2 separate regions of the Homo sapiens genome follow, and region 2 is linked to region 1. A link is a contact called in ENCODE Hi-C or POLR2A ChIA-PET data. All regions are on one chromosome and are shown on one strand. Each heading gives the region's core, a stretch centred on a gene start or an enhancer-like site at or near the end of the contact. The rest is flanking DNA. Distances are from core to core; before and after follow the strand shown.

Region 1 (7,087 bases), core at 1,811-4,310:
AGACATTTATGCAGCCAAAAGACACATGAAAAAATGCTCATCATCACTGGCCATCAGAGAAATGCAAATCAAAACCACAATGAGATACCATCTCACACCAGTTAGAATGGCAATCATTAAAAAGTCAGGAAACAACAAGTGCTGGAGAGGATGTGGAGAAATAGGAACACTTTTACACTGTTGGTGGGACTGTAAACTAGTTCAACCATTGTGGAAGTCAGTGTGGCGATTCCTCAGGGATCTAGAACTAGAAATGCCATTTGACCCAGCCATCCCATTACTGGGTATATACCCAAAGGACTATAAATCATGCTGCTATAAAGACACATGCACACGTATGTTTATTGCGGCACTATTCACAATAGCAAAGACTTGGAACCAACCCAAATGTCCAAAAATGATAGACTGGATTAAGAAAATGTGGCACATATACACCATGGAATACTATGCAGCCATAAAAAATGATGACTTTATGTCCTTTGTAGGGACATGGATGAAATTGGAAATCATCATTCTCAGTAAACTATCGCAAGGACAAAAAACCAAACACTGCATGTTCTCACTCATAGATGGGAACTGAACAATGAGAACACATGGACACAGGAAGGGGAACATCACACTCTGGGGATTGTTGTGGGGTGGGGGGAGGGGGGAGGGATAGCACTACGAGATATACCTAATGCTAAATGACGAGTTAATGGGTGCAGCACACCAGCATGGCACATGTATACATATGTAACTAACCTGCACATTGTGCACATGTACCCTAAAACTTAAAGTATAATAAATAAAAAAAAAAAAGTATAAATGCCTAGGTTCTACCCATGCATTGGAGATCCCTTGTAAAATGGAAACGCATTCCCTGGGGATAGAGTAGCAAGTGTATGGCCTAACCTTGATCTACTAAATTGGTCTTGAGTAGCACACAGGAATATTCTTAAGTCTTTCTTCTGAACCTTGGCCAGTTTTGGAAACCACTAGATCAGATATCTAGGGCCTCACCTAAATAAAGAAGGAAAGTTTTGTTCTCAGTGTTGCCTTTTTCTGCTGTCAGAGGCCACCACCTTTCTTCTCCTTACCCTCTACCCCCTTCCCGTCCATAGTCCATGCCTATCTTGTGCAGGAGTACACATGTGCAGGCACACACACACACACACACACACACACACTTCTAGTGCCCATTTCTCTGCTTGCCAGGATGTCTTCCGAAATCCTTCTCTCTGGCCTGCTCTCCCAAGCTGTGCCCCAGACTGAGGGCCTTTCATGATCTCTTTCTGCAGGAACACTGAACTGACCCATTTTGTAATCACTTAGGACCCTGCTATCTGCTAATTAATAAAGTTATCTACAGTTACATATTGACTGGTAAAAATCATTCCAGATAATTATAATGATAACTTACATGTAAGGATATGTGGTACCATAACTTAAAATGGCATTTTAAGCACTCTCATTTAGTATTTCTAGCAGAACTAAACTGTTGTGTAATACTAGCCACACTCAACAGGTGATGTGTCATCATTGACCAAGGTTAGGCAGCAAACTTGCTACTCTATCCCCAGGGAATACATTTCCATTTTACCAGGGGTCGCCACCCTCCTTCTTAAGGCAGAGGAATGGCTGGTATTGAGTTCATCTTAAAGCAAGCCTTGACAGGATTAGGGTGGGGATACAGGGTAACTGGGCAGGAGGAAACTTTTAGCACTACAATATATGGGAGACAATACAGTAGAGGGATTAAGAGCAGTATGTCTGGGCTTTTTAATGAAAAGGCTTGAGTTCAATACCCAGTGCTGCAATATATTAACTGTGTTGTCTTGGTCCAGTTGCTTAATCTCTTTGACTCCAGCTTCCTCAACTGAAAGTGGGGTTAATAGTAGTACCAACCTCATAAAATGGGTGTAAAGCTTAAATGAGATAATTCATTGAAAGCATTTAACAAAGTGTCTAGCACATATTAAACCTACTTTTTAATTGTTGTTATTAAACCACTTAGGCAACTGCCTTCCCTTTTGTGAGACTGGCCTTAGAGACAGCCAACAGAAAATGAAAATGGATGTGTTTGTATTAGTGGGAGGTGGGAAGATAAGGAGGAAGAATTGAGAAAGCAAAGGGAAGAAAAGACTGCAAAGCTCTCTGCTCACTTGGCCCTCTTCTGATTCCACCAGCACAGGTAGGCCATTTTCTTGCCCTGCCAGAAGGAGTAGAAATTGAACTGTGATCTGGAGAGCTATCTGTTCTGATCATTAGTCAAACACCGGGAGCCAGTTAGACCTAATTGTCTTTGAAAAATCTGAAGACCAAACACTTTTTTTTGGAGGTCAGGCTGCATAACTGAGAAGGAGTCAGAGGTACCTGGGATGAAAATAAAGGCATAATAGGTTCATATAGTTGGTCTGAAAATTAGCTTTAGGGATCTCCTTATGTTTGTTTCTTAATGGTGTGAAACATAATAATGGCTTTGGCCATAATAAAGATGAATTAGGGTTTTTTTTTCCTGAAAAATAATGAAACTTTAGTAAACATCCCAGGTTTATCACTTAATTTATCCCTAGCTCATGGGGAAAGAGACCTCCCCCCAACCCAGCCCCCATTTTTAATATTCCAAGCTACTAGATTTCAATAACCCACTCTCCAGCAATGTGTGTCTCATTTCCCTGGACAGACCAAATAGGCAATAACAGCCTCTCGGTTAGAACACTAATGTTGTGATTTAGAACTTCTGTCAAGATGAAAGATCTTTGCTGGGATCCTCAGAGGGCCCACAGCAACACTTCAACCCAGGCCCGGATAATGAAGTTTTCATTATTAAATAAAGATATTTTAGGAATGTCATAAACCATAAATCCACTCTCTTCTATTGCCCTGCCACCTTATTGTGTTTATTTCTAGCAAAAGTCCATCCTCTCTCAATTGCCCCAACTCCTCCAAGCTTGGTGTTTCTTGCCTTTCAACCCCTTAATCCCACTGTGATGCACTTATGTTGCCATGGCAATAGAAGACTGTGTCTTCTCCCACATTGAGACCCAAAGGCTATAAAAAAGGTAGATGTCTGCGGAGAAGAGGAGTGCCTGCTCCCTCTCCCTGTTGGCTTCCTCCTCCCCACCTTGTCCTGCCAATCAGCTGAGAGACTGACTCCACACAGCTTTATCTCACCTCAAGGAAATGCTAACATACGCCATCAGGTCTGGCTGTACTTAAAAATTATGGCACAATCAATTTTTAATGTGAATTTAGTGCTGGTTGGAAGCTTTAGACTCTGAGTCCTAGGAAAATGATTCATCTGTTTATTCATTTGCCAAATATTGGGGTGTGGTTTTCTCAAACCCCACCTGCCTTAACCTGGTTGTGCTCTTGCCGCTAAGATCACACACAGTCTTACTGAGGCTGCTCATGCCAGGCTCAGGAACCTGCTCCCTGTAGATCCAGCCCCATGCTGGATAGCAGAGGGGAAGAAGAATGGACACTCTTACTTTCCCAAGGCCTGGTGACACAACAGAGTCAGAGGGCAAAGAGAGCTCAGACACTTCTCAGCGAACTCCATAAATAAGAGAAGCAGGACATCTGAAATTAGGAACTCATTTAGCCACCCCCAACCCACTATTGAACTACACCTGACAAGCCAGCTGTCTTAAAGATTTAGGGGAAACTTTCCAGTCTATCCCAGGAACTCACTCATATTTGCATGTAACCAAATGTCTCTTTGCTGTGAATTAGGCTCATATTCAAAGGAGATGAAGATCTACTTATAACAGAAGGGGAGTGTTAATACTTAGGGAACTAGCTTGTACTTGTATTTTTGTTTATACTCATGATCCAAATGAAAGCAAAAGGAACTGTAAGATTAATCAAGGATGAATTTGTAGATATATCCGAGGACAAAAATGACGACTCCATATGGCTTCCAGCCATCTCTGTGTAGTTTCTTCCATCACAGTGATATTTGACATTGAACAGATTAAGCAATAAGATATAGTTTTTAAAAATCACTTTTTCATCTCCATTGCTCAATGAGCTTCAGGAACAGTTGGTCTCAGCAAAAAACACTCTTTTCTGAAAACATCTGAGAATCCAAATTATGAATTATATATATTATATATATGTGTGCGTGTATGTGTGTATATATATATATATATTTTTTTTTTTTAAAGTCCATCTAGAAGCACACATCAATCAGTTTGGGCTATTTATTGGAGGAGAGGACACAACAAGCCATAGAATGTTATCAGCACTTGAATTAATTGAAAATAAATTTCCCCTCCCAGCGCTAAACAAATGACGAATTTTTTGTATGATAACACACACCAGCCTGCAATAGGTTGCTAAGATTCCATTAATTTAAAAAAATCTCATTTGAAGATAGTTAACGGTTTCTGCATTTCCACAAAGCGCTAGTCAGACTAGTCAGATTACATTCCCCTGAACTTCAGGGTCTGTGCTGATTACTACTCAATTAGTTTTGATTCAATTCACTGAAGAAAAATGTCCATTTCATTAGTGTGGAGAAATAACCATTGGACACAAAATATATTTCTCAGCATTGCTATGGCAACTGAGATGACACAGCTGAGCTCAGAATGTTAATGCCTTCCCTGGGACTACGTTTTTAAGTCAGCATGCGGTCATTAAGCCTTGCTGGGTGGGGGTGGCTCCGCCACATCGCCATCGCAATTGGCAGGCAGAAGAACCCATGGCACTCCCAAGAAGGCTTGGTTCCTGCCACTCGCCTCCCCTGCCACGCCCCTGTGGGCTGGGCATATCAGCAATAGCATAGATTGTCATCTTGCAAGTCCCCAAGGCCCCTCTTTATGTGACATGCAGAAGTCCAGCTGGGCAGTGAAAAATGCGGTCTGTCATCTAGATGTGTTTTCCTATGTGTTGTCTGTTTTGTGAATGCATGCAACTGTCCGGGTGATGAACTGACTTTTGAGCTTGTCATTGTTGCATTCCAGCCAGCACACCATTGACAGAGAAGTGAGGAGCAAGTGGTTCAGCAGTTCAGTAAATATGGCGGTCAACCTGAAACACTCTGCCCACTTGAGGAAGACTTGACTGTCATCTGCACCCCGCAAGACATGTAGGCAAAGGACGGGAAAGCAGATTCTAGATTACGAAGCAAATAAATGGATCTGTTTGTATGCAATAGGGAGCAAACATGCCAATACCAGTCTTCAGGAATAATAGATGTGGCCATTATTTAGATGTTAATTAGGGCATAACCAAATTAAACCATAACAAAATTTCACTTGGGAGACTGAATTTTCCAGGTTAAATGAATAATTGCCCATATTTTCCCTTAAGCTATGGTGGCATAATCTTAGGTTACCAATTAATAATTGATTGCTGTATACTGTGTTCAAGGCTCCATGCCTTAGGTTACAAAGATTAAGTACATGGAGCCTACGCCCTCAAGGGACAGTTTAGTAGGGAGATAGCATATGAACTATTAATGAAAGCTACTATGTATTGAGTACTGACTATGTGCCTGGAAGTGTACTAAGTACTTTATATGCAGTATTTTAATGTAATCCTCATATTAGTATTATGAGGAGGATGTTAGCTCTATTTTATAACCAAGTACACTGAGGCTTAAAAAAGGGACTTGGCTAGTCAATTACTAGTTCAATTATGGCAAGTAACTGACAGAGCTGGATGCAAACATAAGTTTCTGACTCCACAATCACTTGGAACCACCATGCACACTGCCTTTCACGTACACATGAATAGAAAAGGCAGGCTGTAAATATTCAGGGCCCAGTGACTTACAAAAGTAAATACCTGATCTGTAAGGAAAGTAGCAAGTCTGATTGCATTTAATTAATTTAACTTCCCTTTTAAAATTCATCTTCAAAATAATGGGCAAAATCAGAGTGTTCCATTTCTTCCATTAAGCAGATGTTCTGCACATTGCCTTCCTGCTCCTTCTGCGACCACAGGGAGAGGAAGCACGGCTGCTGCAAGAGCTGCCAAAAGGCAGGGAGCAAGAGCTAATTCCACAACAAGAGCAAGCTCACAGTCGGTGATCTCAGTGTCAGAGTCCCACTCTACCCTCTTGGGATCCTATGTATCTGAGCTGCTCTATGTTTAATCATCATCATGTCACCATCAAAAATATTTATTAAACCGCTGCATACATATGATTCTGGTCACCCCATTTGTTCTTGCTCCCTTGGCACATTATGTAATTTCACTCTATTTGTTTCCAGTGGTTTGACATAATTTTATATCATCTTTATACCTCTTCAGATACAGTGCTCAAAACACCCAGACCCAGACCTCTCTGAGTTCACAGAGTAGATTCTTACCCTTCTCTTTGCCTGACCACAGCAGGAGCAGTGGATCTTGGTGACAGGGATCTTTGTTCAGGGCTGGCCCAATGGCTGTCTCTTCCATGTGAAGCAGAATTAACCAACATAGGTGGGGGCTTGCAATCTAAAATTATGCCACAGATAAAACATGCAATGAGCACACATGCCACTCTGTAGATGGATTTTGTTGCTAGAATAACATTTGTGAAAATGTATTCTAAGAAAACCTAATTTCTTAGAATATTAAAGGATGTTATAATCATGCAGTTCAGAACATGCTACTCCAAAACATGGCACCTTGGCATTTAAGAAAACAACAGAAGCAGGACCTTTGCCATTCTCCCCTGAAGTGGGCCATAAAATAATTCTCTGACTTTTCTCTAGGGTAGGGCATAAGACCCTCATTCCAGAGGAGTCCTCCCTGTACCCAGAGAAAAGGAATGAAGACACAGGGACACAGAGAAAAACATGAACAAGGCCATGCGCAGTGGCTCAAACCTGTAATCTCAGTATTTTGGGAGGTCAAGGTGGGAGAATGACATGAGCTCAGGAGCTTAAGATCAGCCTAGGCAACATGGCAAGACTCCATCTTTACAAAAAAAATTAAAAAGCTAACCAGGCATGGTGGCACATGCCTGTGATTACAGCTATTTGGGAGGCTGAGGCAGAAGGATCTCTTGAGCCCAGGAGGTCAAGGCTGCATTGAGCCATGTTTGAGCCACTGCACACCAGCCTGGGTGACAAAGCAATACCCTGTCTCATTTGGATTTTTTTTTAAA
Region 2 (7,087 bases), core at 2,458-4,957, 100 kb after region 1:
CAATTCTCTGCATCAGCCTTCTGAATAGCTGGGATTACAGGCACCCGCCACCACACCCGGCTAATTTTTTGTATTTTAAGTAGAGACGGGGTTTCACCATCTTGGTCAGACTGGTGTTGAACTCCTGACCTCTTGATCCACCCACCTGGACCTCCCAAAGTGCTGGGATTACAGGAGTGAACCACCACACCCGGCCGTTTTTTTTTTCTATTTATAAGTGCTGTCAAATCACATCTTCCCCCACTCTACATTTGTGTAGACCCTGACCAGTGGCTGAAAGAGTAGCATGCATACTTCCCAGTTCTGGATCCTAACCAAGAAATGTCTCAGGGAGAGGTCCTCCCAGCTCCTCAATACATGTAACAAAGCTGTAAACCTGGATCAGGAGAAGGCTGGTGATGAAGTTCCAGTCTACAGGCACCCCAAGGGCCATCCCCATTATGGTCATGGACCCTGATGTCCCCAGCAGCTTCCTGGGAACACACTGCTTCCCTACAACACACTGTCCTTACTGTTTCACCCCCAAGAGTCCAGTCCACTCCAAATGTTGTGCAGTGGAACCTAGGTAGCTTATCTTTTGGTGTTCTTCCCCTATAGAAATAACCGCGGTTGATTCAACAGACCTTTATTGAAGACCTCAGGCACAGTGCTAGGCATGGAGGGGAAGCTGCAAAGTTAGATGAGCTTATAAGCAGAATTTAGTCAGAGAGACCCATACCTAACTCTAATGCTAACCACGTGTTAAAACACTTTGGAGAATTTCAGGTCTTTTATCTTTTTCTTCAAAAACTGAAGATGTGGCAGTTAGTTTTGGGGCTGGAAATTTGAGCAGAGAGAATGGCAGAGTCTTTTCAGGAGCCAGAAATGCATGTGAGGACCAAGAACTTCTAACAGTAGAGGAACTCTGGCTGGGGTAGTTGAGGGGGAGGAGAAATGAGGATCAAGGGGGCATACAGTGCATGAAAACAAAAGGTGAGGCCCAAGATCAGCCAAAGTGAGTAAACCACGGTTACCATGGCTACTCTTCAGTGGAGACGGAAGGAAGCCCTGTATCCTCCCCTTCCAACCACACTACGCTGTTCCACTCCCCATCTCCATCTCCTGTACCCCAGACACACTCAGGCAAGCACAGCACCACCCTGGATGACTCTGCGGAATGCCTCTCAGAGACACGGAACTAGAAACCTAGGGGAAGAGGGACATCAAGGCTTTTGCCTCACAAGCTGACTCTGGAACAAAGAGCCAGGCTGAGGGGCTGGAAGAAGAAACTTCCAGCAGAGCCACCCAGATATGCTTCCCCCACCCTCTAGACCTTCCACACCAACCAGTGTCCAGTCAGTCCACAGAGCATCCTCCTGGGCTGTGGTGACTGAAGTTGAAGGGAAGAAAATATAATAATAATTTTGGGCAGGTCGTCTTTCTTTACTGTATTGGATGGATATAGAATCAATAAATCTATAGGTTTATCCCATTTTTCTGAACAAATTTAGAGGTCAAAGATGAACCCTCAAGGGGACAGAATATGACCAGCAGGACTATTGATATCGTCTGCCCTAGGCACTCCTCCTTACCCTCCTCTCCCCTATATTTTGGGGGCAGTCATATTCCTCAGCAGTCAGTTGCTCTGCCTCCAGTCCTAACTGGCTTCTGAAAAACAGTTCTGGTCCATTCATTCCCTGTCTCGAGACTTCCGGAGCTTCCTGACCTGTGAATGAAATCCACAGGCCCATCACAAGATGGCTGCGCTCTCCAGTCCCCGGCACCCCAGGCTGCTCTGAACATGTGAGAGCTCCTCCCTCAAGGCCTGAATTTTCGCAGGTCTTCATCACACTCAGCCCGCCATCATTTTTTCAGATTCAGTTCCAATATGTCACTCTGTCTGTAGAGCCTTCCCTGAATCTCACAGACAAATGCGGCAGTTCCCTTTGTGGGGGATATTCATCATGTTTTTCCTCATTGGCCTATGTTTTTGCCTCTTCTTGTAGATGTCCATCTAGGCTGGGAGCTCCTAGGGGGTAAACGCAGCCTCTCACTCACCTGGCACAGAGTCGATGCTCATGGAATGATACGTGATGGGGAGAGTGAGTAAGTGAATGAATGAATGAATGCTATTCTGGAAGGAAGAGGGAGAGAGGGAGCAGGGAAAGGTCAGAAGGGGGCCCAGAGTCTTCAGCACACAATGTGGGTGTATCACTGTGGCCAGGAACAATTCGCTTCTCTGCCTGCATTACTTTTTGGGAAATGGGAGAGCTGAGGCTCAGTGTAGGCAAACTGGGTCCAGTCAGCAGGGAAGCCATGAGCTCCACGGTTTAGGGGAGGAGTCCGGTGCTTAAGGAAGCTATCACGTGGAAGATCTCCCTGCCCTCCTCCTATTGGTCTGTATTGGTTTTTCTTCTTCACCAGTGGAGGCTTTTCTTCTCCCAGGAAGAATCCAGAATAGTTCAGACAAGCTTCAGGTCCGCCAGAACCGGGGAAAACAACGTGTAGGGTTTGTTTTAAAGGGCTTTTAAATGGGGTTTGGGAGATCCAGGTAGATTAGAATCTTGACTCTGCACTGGCTGTGCAAGACAGAAATTCACCTTTCAAAACTTCTGTTCCCCAGTCTATGCGGTAAGAAGTTTAGATTAGCTGATTTCTAGGGAGATTTTGGGCAGGCATGATTCAGTTCCATGAAGGGCTGTGGGACAGGACTGCACTAAGAGGTCCTATAGATTGGATTCTTCAGTTCCCTCCCTTCCGCTGGAGAATAGAGGAATCTGCCTTCGCTGCACACTAGATTTACCTGGAGAACAAATGGAAAGCAGGCCAGGATCCTGGGTGAAATGTGGCACATTTGAGGAGACTTCAACTTCCCTTGCCCTCCAGGTGTGCACTTGGAAGGGGGAACGAGGGAGGGGGAAGCTGGCAAGATGGGCCGAGAGATAGGGGAGGGGCAGGAGGCGGAGCCCAAGTTGCGCATGGAAGCGGGGGTGGGGTAAAATAATCAAGTTTATAGACCGCCCTCTTTAAAGTTACTAATGAGCTTGCCTTCTCTTTCCTTAATTTCCCCTCGCAGTGTGGTCTTTTCCCCACCCCCAGACATGAAAGGGAAGCAGGTCACAAAGCCTTTCGGATTATAAAAGAAACACTTGCTTCTCACAAGGGGAGCAGCAGACTTACTCTGTACTAAATGCCAGGATAAGCCTCTGGCTGGGCCTCGACTGTGACCCTCCGGCCTCTTTCTACAGCTCTGCCTGGATGGACTGGCCTATCTCTGCTGGATTCCCGAAGTGCATTGTGTAGAGACAGCAACTCAGGTCAGGCTAAAAGCTCAAGCAAGCAAGCGCGCACACACACGCGCGCACACACACACACACACACACAAACACTCAGCTTCCTTAGGACAAGATAAAATCTTAGCATTCCCCTCTCCCCGATTAGGTAGGTCTCTGGGAGGACTAAGGCTTCAGGTGCAAGGCTCAGATAACCTGCAGTGTCTCTCCAACTCTGGGATGACAAAGACCTCACTTCCCTTTTCTGGTGTTCACACAACAATGAGAAAGTACGGGTAGCCTGCAGAAAGACCTCTCCATTCATGGTCCCCCAGGGGTGTGGGTTCTGAGAGGTGGGACCAGCTGCCAGGCCCTTTCTCCATTGGTTGAGTTCAGCAGGTAACCTGAAGCTTTGCTGAGAGGTGCATAAATAAAGAGTGAAACTAGTACCACCTCCTTGAAATGGGCTGAGTCCCTCTTGCTCACCCTTGACTTGGAAAAACCAGTTTCTCTTTTATTGTCTGTTACTAATCTCTATTCTAAAAATTCAGCTCAATTCTCAACCATACTCCAAACTCTCTCTTTTCCAGCTACCTTTACTCCCTCTCCTTCAATTCCACTTTCCTCTGCTTACTTTTTTTTTTTTTCTGACAGGGTCTCACTTTGTCGCCCGGGCAGGAGTGCAGTGGCTCAATCTTGGGCTCACTGCAGCCTCAACCTCCCAGGTTCAAGCGATTCTCCTGCCTCAGCCCCTCAAGTAGCTGGGACTACAAGCGCACACCACCACGCCTGACTAATTTTTTGTATTTTTTTGTAGAGGCGGGGTTTCACCATGTTGCCCAGACTGGTCTTGAACTCCTGAGCTTAAGCAATCCACCTGCCTCGGCCTCCCAAAGTGTTGGGATCACAGGCGTGAGCCACCGCATCCGGCCTCATGTTCTTTTTCATTAAAGAGAGAAATCAACTATTCAGGACCGGCCCCCACCTTTCCTCAGGAGTCATTTCTGTTCCGCACAGGCCTGCTGAACTGGGTGCTTTATATAGGGTAAGTGTTTCTCATTTTTTGTTCCCTGTCCTCAAGCCTTAGGGGCAAAAGAAACATCCAAGATTTGAAATTTCTTTTCTTCTTCTCATCTGCATGGCTGTAGCCATCTCTCTGTTCTGCATTATCTTATGACAAAAAAAAAAAATTCTTATTTTGAAGCAAACTCAAAGCTAGGTCCTGATGTCTCAAGGCACAGGTACTCGTACTTAAAGGTGAGTCTGAAATCTGTGGATTTGGGGAACTTTGGAAAAACAAAGATGAGTGGCTAGATCAGGGGGCTCATTGGGCAGGAAGAGGAGACTGGAAAATGCCATATTCACTGCAAGTCAATTATCAACTTCCTCCAAGGCTAAAATAGCTGAACCTGCTGCATTTTAAACCAATCCTCAGCCACTTTGGTGTTTTCTCAAGGATTTCCAGGGATCCCAGGCAGTAAATTCTGCTGATAATAGGAATTGGTGTGATAAGGTGGGTGCTGAGCAGTTTAAGCACCAAGATTGTAGCTCTGTCTGGTTTTGTGGAGATTTACTCAACTAGAAGAACAGAGATTTGGCTGGTTTTTCAGTCCTGGGGTGCAGGGTGCACCTGTACTGGAAAATTTAGGACGTGGTTTCATTCTTTGAGTCTCATGTTCAAGTTGGTTTTAATGTTATGAAGACACTTGGGACGTAATCCTGAGGGCAGCTGGGGGGAAGAAAGTGGTCACTGGATGGACTTACCCTGTAGCGAGCCCATGCATGGTTTGTTCTCTGATCGTGCATGTGCTTGGCTCTAGACCCATGTAACCATGGTGAAGGCCACTGGGGGATTCAGTTGGCAAAGGCATAGTGGGCAGAAGAATCTTGAACAAGGAGTCCAGAGCAGGTCAAGTCTCCTGATACAGGTTGTGACTCATGGTTTTTTGTCTCTGCCTGTAGCAGCTACAGGTCTGTAAAGCAAGGGGAGAGTGATAAGGAAAGAACTCACCTTTCTGGGGCTCTCTGACATTAATGCCACCTCCCATTTGCTTTTTGCAGACACTGTCATCTCTCAAGTACCCATCTTGGAGGGTACGGACCCCACATGAGGGTGAGGCTCTCTGCACACTCCAGAGTGAGGACTTTAATAATCTAGTGGACTGTACATGTTGGGAGGGGAAGAGCGGGGTGCCGAGGGTCTGGAGGGAGAAGAATTGACTGCCCCTTTTGCTCTTGGAGTTAAGCAGAAATCTAAAGAGAAGGCAAAGAATCTTGCCTTCCTGGCATCATTTCCTCCTACCATCCCAGGCCATCATTTATTTATTACAGCCAACAGACTGGCCTCTTTCTTCCCTTTGACTGGGAATGGGTCAAAGGCGGTGCAGGAGGAGGATCTGGTCCAGATAATTCACAAGCAGGGTGCATTTTCCTCTCATTATTGAGAACTGTGAGTGTTTATCAAGAAGGCAGAGCAGGAGAAGATGAACCAGTCTTCTTCCCCTCACTACCCAGATCTCTGCCTGCCAACAAGCCCCGTGTTCACCCTGGCAAAGAGTCTTTACATTCAGACCAAGGAGAGTGTGACTCCTTCTCAGCACTAGCTAGAAACCTCAAGCCCTTGCTTAAGGGCCTTTTTCAGAGAGACCCAATGCCCAGAAGGCTAGATGCGTGGGGAGGAGCCACATACGAGAAACTGCCTCCCTGCTTCGGGTCAGAACAAGCCCCAGGAAGAAAGTATTTCAAACAACAAGGTGCATCTGCCCCAACCCATCCAGCCTGCATGTTGGTGCTGAGAACAGCCTTTTATGGGGCTTGCACTGAGCCATGGGCATGTCTGAACACAACAAGGAAGAGGCCAGAGCAGCAACAGCACGCAAAGGGTTGATGGGCATTTCTTTTAAGACAGAGCAGAAAACTCTTAGATACTTTGCGTCCTTCCTATTTGACTCAGTCTATGAAAGCCAGGTTAGCTTGCTTTCTTCCTCCCTAAATCCTCCATCCTCATGACCAACAAAGAAATAGTTGAATCATTTTCCAGGCACATCTTGGGGAGGATGTGGGGCCATTGGAGGCTGTCCTTCCTAGATAAGTCTTTAGGAGTGAGAACAAGGAGTCTTACCCTCCTCTGTCCACCCACCCCCATGAATGGGCCTGGCTCCAGCCAGGAGTTGTGGTTTTTCCTGAGCTCCTCACCTATCTCTTCTGGATTTCACATTGGCAAACGGGGTTGCAAAGTGCTCTTCGTGCTCTTTGGACAGTGCCTTGTGGAGAGGAATGCCCATGCCCCTGCATTCCAAGGCCTTGGTAAGCAAGCTCAGAGTAGCTGGATTTTTCTAAAGCAATTGCAGAACACCTGCTTTTTCTTTGTTTCCTCTAGAAAGGACCAACCACACCGAGCTCAGTTATGGCACACACAGTGGGACCTAGACAAAGGGAGAGGGTGACCGACATCCCAACTAGGTAAACACAGAGGAGGTTCCACATGGACTTATCTGGGTGGCTGTTTTGAAAACGAGAAACAGTCAAGAGTCCCTGGCCCCACAGACCCACCTCCCCAACTCAGCACTGTCTGTCTGTGCAGCAGGTGCAAGGACGTGTTGAACTAGCTCTCTGCAGCCTCCTTGGAGGATGTGATCCTATGGGAGGGGTAGGAGTATTCAGGTCCTTGACATCTCCCAAATGTGTGATTCCGGGATGCCAAAGGCCTTTGGCCAGGTAATGCAGTGTCTACAGGCTGAGGTTGACATGCATCCCCACCCTCTGAGAAAAAGATCCTCAGACAATCCATGTGCTTCTCTTGTCCTTCATTCCACCGGAGTCTGTCTCATACCCAA

What was found. A loop is a pair of places that touch in the nucleus more often than their neighbours do. ChIA-PET counts read pairs that join two places held with the same protein, here RNA polymerase II (POLR2A). Pooled maps may share reads with other maps.
Region 2: POLR2A ChIA-PET joins it to region 1 with 17 read pairs in MCF 10A. The contact joins the promoter of MIR205HG here to the promoter of LINC01696 in region 1. A Hi-C loop is called at or near these places in 4 of 168 maps with a recorded cell type or tissue (Caco-2, IMR-90, MCF 10A and 1 more), 1 of 37 single-sample maps with no recorded cell type and 8 of 50 pooled maps. POLR2A ChIA-PET finds 5 or more read pairs at or near these places in 3 of 52 experiments (MCF 10A, PC-9 and RWPE1).

The regions. Positions count from the first base shown.
Region 1 is chr1:209,322,396-209,329,482 of GRCh38, forward strand. LINC01696 (long intergenic non-protein coding RNA 1696) reads left to right here and starts at 3,061. Exons shown (of 3, transcript NR_135085.1): 1 at 3,061-3,185; 2 at 4,953-5,077; 3 at 5,896-6,137.
Region 2 is chr1:209,425,113-209,432,199 of GRCh38, forward strand. MIR205HG (MIR205 host gene) reads left to right here and starts at 3,708. Exons shown (of 4, transcript NR_145437.1): 1 at 3,708-3,976; 2 at 4,069-4,296; 3 at 5,313-5,364. It overlaps MIR205 (microRNA 205), which reads left to right and starts at 7,021; the gene lies at 7,021-7,087. RefSeq lists an enhancer at 2,706-3,629.